Regions from separate parts of the Homo sapiens genome. Here region 1 is linked to region 2. A link is a contact called in ENCODE Hi-C or POLR2A ChIA-PET data. All regions are on one chromosome and are shown on one strand. The core of a region is the stretch at or near the end of the contact, and the rest is flanking DNA. Distances in the headings are between cores, read along the strand shown.

What was found. Hi-C counts contacts between places; a loop is a spot of excess contacts on that map. ChIA-PET counts read pairs that join two places held with the same protein, here RNA polymerase II (POLR2A). Pooled maps may share reads with other maps.
Region 1: a pooled map shows a loop between it and region 2 (2.1-fold over the local background). The contact joins the enhancer-like site here to the promoter of SERPINH1 in region 2. A Hi-C loop is called at or near these places in 3 of 50 pooled maps. POLR2A ChIA-PET finds 5 or more read pairs at or near these places in 3 of 52 experiments (BJ, H1 and HEK293).

What each region holds. Positions count from the first base shown.
Region 1 is chr11:75,720,680-75,724,089 of GRCh38, reverse strand. The region is part of intron 2 of MOGAT2 (monoacylglycerol O-acyltransferase 2); the gene reads right to left. Among named protein-coding and RNA genes, the nearest start is that of MOGAT2, 4.5 kb to the right of the region's middle. Within about 2 kb of position 1,834, at least 4 of the 41 ENCODE cell types and tissues checked have a DNase peak (open chromatin) inside an H3K27ac peak, as active enhancers do.
Region 2 is chr11:75,559,814-75,563,502 of GRCh38, reverse strand. SERPINH1 (serpin family H member 1) reads right to left here and starts at 1,250. Exons shown (of 5, transcript NM_001235.5): 1 at 1,184-1,250. RefSeq lists enhancers at 1-489, 490-1,030, 1,031-1,570 and silencers at 1,195-1,244, 1,255-1,514.

The sequences.
Region 1 (3,410 bases), core at 585-3,084, 160 kb before region 2:
ACATGACCATTGCCAAGCCCCTGTCCCCTCTGTGGCTCAATTATTTCTGTCCCACAGGACACTGATAACGCCTCCCTGGCAGGGTTGCTACAGGGTTCAAGGGGGGTAAACAAAGAAGAGGGGAGGTTTGTGAAGTGCTGTGGTCTGTCTCCCTCCCTCAGTTCTGTTAGGCGAGGGGAGTGTGACTAAGCGAAGATAGATGGCTGTCTGGGGAAAATCCTGCCTGGGTGCATGCCCTGGCAGGCTGGGTGTGCAGTAGGCAGTGGGGCCTGGAGAAGGGCACAGCCAGGTTACTAGGCTCTGGGGGCTGCTATTGCTTTTAGTTGATATAATTTATGCACCATAAAATGCATCCGTTTAAAGTATGACATTCAGGGTTTCAGTATATTTAAAAGGTGTGGGATAGGTGTGGTGGCTCACACCTCTAATCTCAGCATTTTGGGAGGCCAAGCAGCCTGGCAACACAGTGAGACTCCATCTCTACAAACATTTTTTTAAAAGTTGTGGTGGTGCGTGTCTGTAGTCCAAGCTACTTGGGAGGCTGAGGCAGGAGGATTGCTTGAGCCCAGGAATGAGGATCCCTACTGTCTCTTCACCCCATGATCCCTGCGGGGCCTGGGCAGTAAAGGCGTGTGGGAGGGTGGGAGGGTCTATGGAAAGAGCGTCTACAGGCCACAGCCCCACCCCACAGGCCCAGCTTAGGACATAGTCAAAATGAACATCATCTCGCCCTCTGCTGGCCACTCAGTGGCATTGTCACCCTCGGCAGATGGTGCTGCAAAGGGCCTGCGGTGAGGAAGGATCCTGGAAAAAAAAACAAAAAACAAAACAGTGCACAGAGCCAGGTGCAGTGTCTGACACCTGTAATCCCAGCACTTTGGGAGGCTAAGGTGGGCGGTCAGGAGTTCGAGACCAGCCTGGCCAACATGGTGAAATCCCGTCTCTACTAAAAAAATACAAATCAGCCGGGAGTGGTGGCGGGCACCTGTAATCCCAGCTACTCAGGAGGCTGAGGCAGGAGAATCGCTTGAACCTGGGAGGTGGAGGTTGCAGTGAGCCGAGATCACGCCACTGCATTCCAGACTGGGCAACAAAAGTGAAACTCCGTCTCGAAAAAAACAAAAACAAAACCAAAACAAAGAAACAAAAAGATGCACATAGAATTTCTGCAAATCGAGGCCTGTGTCCCACCAGTGTCAACAGTACTAAGGTTGAGATATCCTCCTCAAAAGCCACCTGGCTGGGGAAGGAGCAGGAAGGACGGACGTTGATAGGGTAGGCGCAGAGCTGCCTCAGCATTTCTGCCAGACCTGCAAATGGAAATGCTCCAGGTGCAAAGAGGGCCAGATGCTGTCCTTTGAGGCCATTGGGCTGGCTGAAGACACCCCGGGAGAACTTTCAGGTGAGCAGTCCCAGTCCTGCGGAATGTCCTCCAATGGCCTCCACCCTCTGACCTGAGGGCCTCCCCAGCCTCCTCTGCAGGCCTGCCTTCTGCTTTAGCCGCGCTGAATGTCAGGCTGTGGCTCAGAACTCACCCTGCGGCAAGTGTCTGGGCCTGTGCTTGTGTGTTTGCCTTTTCAGGCTGCTTTTCCTTTCCCCCCCGGTGAGCTTGGGATTCAGCTCAAGAGTGGGAAGTGAGACCAGAGCCAGAACCTCTGAAGCTCTCCCGGAGGCCAGAGCCTGCTTCAGGTTTTCTTTGGCTTGGTCCCTGATGTCACACACACGTCCCCAGGCTGGCCACAGCACACTTTCCCAGGGAAACTCTGACCTTCCTGGCACAGAAGAGGAAGCCCAGGCTGGAGAGAGGAGAGGCAGGAAAGGGAGGTGAATCTCAAAGTGCAGAGGTCCTGGGGTGGGGATGAGGACTCTGCCTCTGACACGTCCATGACTGCTCCCAGAACTCAGCAAGCCCTAAGTTTCTTTGCTGACAAGACCCAGGAGTGGGCCCTGCAGGAAACACATATGAGGTGCAGGGGAAACTGCCCCCATCCTGAGCCCCCCAGGCTAGACCATGTTCCGCCTTACCACATCTACCACCCTTCGTGAGCACGGCAGTCTCTGCCAGCCGCTGCCCGCTGTCTGCCCAGCACCCCCATTGCCCTTTGCCCTGGAGGCCCTGCTCACTGCAGTGCTAGAGGCTCCTGCATTCCAGCTGTGGCTCAGCCTTTGCTAGTCCTTCTTGGGCCCCTGGACTCTCAGAAGGGAGCAAGGCAGGAACCCCAACCACCCTGCGTTCCCATAATTCAGACAAGTTGCTTAACTTTGGTGGGTTTGTTTCCTCTACCCCTCCCCCTTTGCAAGCTGGAGACCTTGTTTCTGATGGGACAGGAAGAGGTAGGGTTCCCAGGCGGGGTGGGAGAAGTTACGTAGGTGTGGAGGTCAGAGCAGCAGGGCTTGGGCTCTCAGAGTCCTCCCCAGACTCGAGGTCACGACCACACTTCCTCAGAGTCCCACTGCCGAGGTAAAATAATACTAGCTACCTGTTTACTGAAAACCTACAAAGTGCTAGCCAGGCACAGTGGCTCACACCTGTAATCCCAGCACTTTGGGAGGCTAAGGTGGGCAGATCACCTAAGGTCGGGAGTTCGAGACCAGCCTGACCAACATGGAGAAACCCCGTCTCTACTAAAAATACAAAAATTAGCCAGGTGTGGTGGCCGGCACCTGTAGCCCCAGCTACACGGGAGGCTGAGGTAGGAGAATTGCTTGAACCTGGGAGGTGGAGGTTGCAATGAGCTGAGATCGTGCCATTGCACTCCAGCCTGGGTGACAGAGCGAGACTCCATCTCAAAAAAAAAAGAAAACCTACAAAGTGCTTTACTTGCTTTGTCTCATTGAATCTACACAACCCAGTGAGGTATGTGTCATTATCCCCATTTTACATATGAGGAAACTGAGGCTCAGAGAGACCAACTTACCTACGATCATACAGCTGATATGGTATGGGGCAGACTTGGGATCAGAATCTAGTCTGCCTGTCTCCACGGGCCATATCTTACCCCTTTCTTCTCTCCTGCTTCCAGAGGAGGGCCAACTGCCCCTGCCTGTCCCTTCTCTGCGTCCCCACTGCCTTCCCCATCCTATCCCTTCTGGCCAATAAACCATCACTGCCTGGCTGCATAGATCAAGGCTTTAAATTGCCTGGGATTCCGTTGAAGGAGCCGAAAGATCTGCTCACTCAAATCCAGGGATCTGCTCTGCTCTGGACACAACTTCAAGTCCAGGGCCCAGCGTCCACAATGACCACGAGGTGACAGGAGTCGGAAAGCCAGAGATTTGAAGGCATGCAGAGGAGGAGGAATCAGTGTACTTACTAGATACATGGGGAGACTGAGCCTCAGAACAGGATAAAGCTTTGCCCAAAGATATACCACATGCCAGAGTTAGGGTCAGGGTAGGATCTGAGAACA
Region 2 (3,689 bases), core at 1-2,500:
GCACAGAGCCCCTCCTGAGGGCTGCATGCGGTGTCCTGTTACACAGCCAGTACAAAAAAAAAATCTCTGCTGGGAGTCCCGGTGACAGAGGAGACAAAGGAGAGGACGGGAAGGGGGGATGGGTACATGAACCATCTGAAGACAGGAGGGTGTGGCCCCGGCCGGAATTCCGGAGAACCAAAGCCCCCTCATTTTCCTCAGGCCTCCATCCGGGCCGTACAGCCCAGAGGGACCAGCGGGAAACAAGGAAGAGGAGGGGCTGAGACTCTGGGCCAGTCTGGAAGTGCATTCATTCTCCTTCCTGCTCTTCAGCCACCTCAGGAATGTCTCTAAGCTGGGGGGCAGGGAACCCCAGCCTCTGGAAGTTAGACCCTGCAGTTTAAACCCTGCAGTTACTCCAAGAACCCTGTGGCAGTGGACAGAAGGAAAGACTCAAATCCTTCTAGTCAGCCCCTTAATCCCCAGAGCAGAGCAGACCCTGCTGACCCCCACTCTCTTTTTTCGGAGTGGTAGGGAGCCTCGCTGGCCAAGTCTTTCCTTTGGCTGCCATCATCTAGGCTGCAAGCTGCTGATCAGAAATTGAGCCACTGTCGCCCACTTCTACCAGAGCACACGGACCCCAGGAGTCGAGACGATTTCACCTCCTTTCCCACCACCGGAAGCTCAAATTCCCTCAGCAAGCCTGTGAGGAGGCTGGGCCACCAATCACCGCTGCCCCTGAGCCTCAACCCCAGAACGGAAGTGACCTGGAACTGCGAGGCCGGCCTATCCTCCCTACCCTTGCGGGAAGAGGCACCAGACCCATCTCCTTCCTCCTCTGTTTCTTTCCGCAGAGGCTCTGCTCTCTGCCCCCAGCCCCCTTTACACAGCACCTAGTCTCGTATCTGCCACCACCACCTTTTAGGGGTCCCTGCACTTTTTCCCAGTCCTCCGAGTGCACGGACTCCCAACCCGGCTCCGATCTCCGCCCTAGCCCTCAGCTGGCACCATCACTGGCTAGCCCTGGGCTCTCGATTCCAAACCCTCCAGCGGCCCCCAAAGTGCCGAGGACTCCAATTTGTAGGCTCTGGCTCGGCACCCAACGCTTCGCAGGGTCCCCTCGCCCCTCTTACTCCCTCGCGCACCCCCAGATTGCTCGGCGCTCCCCCGGGCCGCACGCACGCAGGCGTCTCCCGCCCCTCACCTGGGTCGGGCTGGGCTAGCGCCGGGACGTGACTCTCGCTCTCGAGCCGCGACACGATTCTACTCTTAGCCCGCTCCCCTGCTCCCGGGATCTATATATGGCAGTCCCCACCCCCTCCTGCCCGTCCCGAGAAACTTCTGGAAAGTTGGAAACGCTTCCGGAGGGCGCCCCAGCTCCGCCAAAAAAAGCCAAAGACCTCCCTCAAAACCTCCCCGGCCCCCGGCCCCTCCCTCTGCCGGCGCCTCCCGGCCCCTGGGTCCTACTGCCTCCCTCGGCGGCCCGGGCTGCGGGGCGCCGGGAGTCCCCACGGGGATCAGCGTGTCCTTCAGAGTGCGAGCTTCCTCCCACCCCCAGGCTCTCTGCATAAGCTAGCCCACTCCGAATCGCACGTCCTTTCAGGCGCCCCTTTCCCCGCAGGGGCTCTGCCCCAAGCAGAGCCATCTCCCCTTCTCCCCGCTCTCCCCCATTTTCAAGCTGAAACAATTGAGTCCTGTGCACCCCCTCCCTCTCAGGGGAGACGTTCAGGCTTCTGAAGGCAGTGCCCTTCTCCATACTTGTACATTCAAAAAACCTCAACCTCAGCGATGGCCAGAGGGAGAGGGAGCAGACCAGACCCGGTACCTGCCCGGCACCCGGAAAGTTCAAGTCGTGGAGTAATAGAGGCAGAGATGCCTGGGGAACTTCAGGTGGTCTGGCTGGGCTTGGAGGAGTGCACAGGAAGGAAAACCTGGCTCTCCACTGAGCAAGGTGCTGTGTGACCCTAAGCAGGTTACTTTCCCTTTCTGGGCCTCTGTTCCCTTGGCTGTGAAATGTGGTTCTAAGGCATCCCTTGCTTTTTTTCCCCCCTCTCTCCCTTCCTCAATCCTTGTCACCCCTGGCCCCCTCCCTATTGCATCCCCTCCCTCTTTGGGTCCCCTCCCACAGGCCTCAGGTCTCACTGTCAATTCCTACCCCACCCTCGCAAACTGATAGCTCCTTGACCTCCAAGTTAAGCTAGGGTATTCATTACTGTTCTAGGTGCTGAGGACACAGCTGAGAGCTGAACAAAGTCCTTGCCCTGTGCGATGTCCATCTGTGGGGTATGTACCTGTTAGTAGGGAATTCAGTGATTCAGTGAGGCAGATTATTTAGGAAACCCTAAATAATCTGGGCGACAGTGGCTCAATTTCTGATCAGCCGAGGCTCCCTACCCTCCGAAAAGTCCTCTTTAGTAGTTTAATGATAGCTATTGGATGGACGCAGTATGGAGAGGAAGGGACAGGGTAGGGACTCTTCATTCATTCAGTCATGAATGAATGCATTGAGTATCTTCTTTCTTCTAGGTGCTTGCCTGGATCCTGGGGAGCAAAAAAATCCCAGTACCCAGCAAATGAGTCAATCACCTGGGTCCCTGCCCTCTGTTAGTGGTTGTGGGGAAGCCTGGTGGTGGTGACAAACCTCTCTGTCTGGGTAGGCTTCTGCAGCTCAGAGTCTTTTGAGTACAAGGACTGTGGGAAATCTCAGATCCCAAAAGCTTCAGACTCTGTGATTCAGGGTCAAGGAATCAGAGATTACTTCCACTCAAAGCCCCCAAGGAGTCTTTGAATCCAGCTAAGGAATCTTAACATGTTAAAATCTCAGAGTCGAAGGATTCTGGAATAAATGTATTAAAGACTCTGAGCTGCAAGGCATCTCAGAGGTCAGGGGTTCCTGTCTGCAGCCCCAGGCAGAAGCCCTCTTCTCAGTATCCCAAAAAGGCAAGCACCGAGGCACCTCTAAGAAGAGAGAGCTTACCTCCTTCAGAGGCAGCCCCGCATTCTTTTTTAGGACAGGTCTGATTATTAACAAAAGCTTCCAGCCTTGGCATGGTGTCCATCTCTTTGGGGTGGCTGTCGTGGTTCTCATGTGCTTCCTCCTGCCTCAACTGTATATTGCTTTTAAAGATAAATTCTAGGCTGGGCGCGGTGGCTCATGCCTGTAATCCCAGCACTTTGGAAGGCCGAGGTGGGTGGATCACCTGAGGTCAGCAGTTCAAGATCAGCGTGGCCAAAATGGTGAAACCCCATCTCTAATAAAAATATGAAAATTAGCCAGCTGTGGTGTCATGTGCCTGTAATCCCAGCTACTCAGGAGGCTGAGGCGGGAGAATCTCTTGAACCTGGGAGGTGGAGTTTGCAGTGAGCCGAGATCATGCCACTGCACTCCAGCATGGGTGACAGAGCGAGACTCCATCTCAAAAAAAAAAGATAAATTCTTGTTTATCCAAGGAGACCTCCCGGGTCCCAGGCCAGACCCCACTCTCTACTCCCACCCCCACATTGGCCCTCAGGCTTCCTTGTGACTTGGTCAGTGAGCTGAGGGCAGGGCAGAGCAGAAACAAAGAGTGCCCATCAATGCTGGCAAAACAGAGAGGGTCGCCTGGGTTTTCAGCAGGTTCAGATGTCACAATCCCAGTGAGACTCCCTTCCTCTACTCTCTTACATCTCTTAGCTCTTTTAGGCTTCACCAACACCTGAGGGGGAGACTG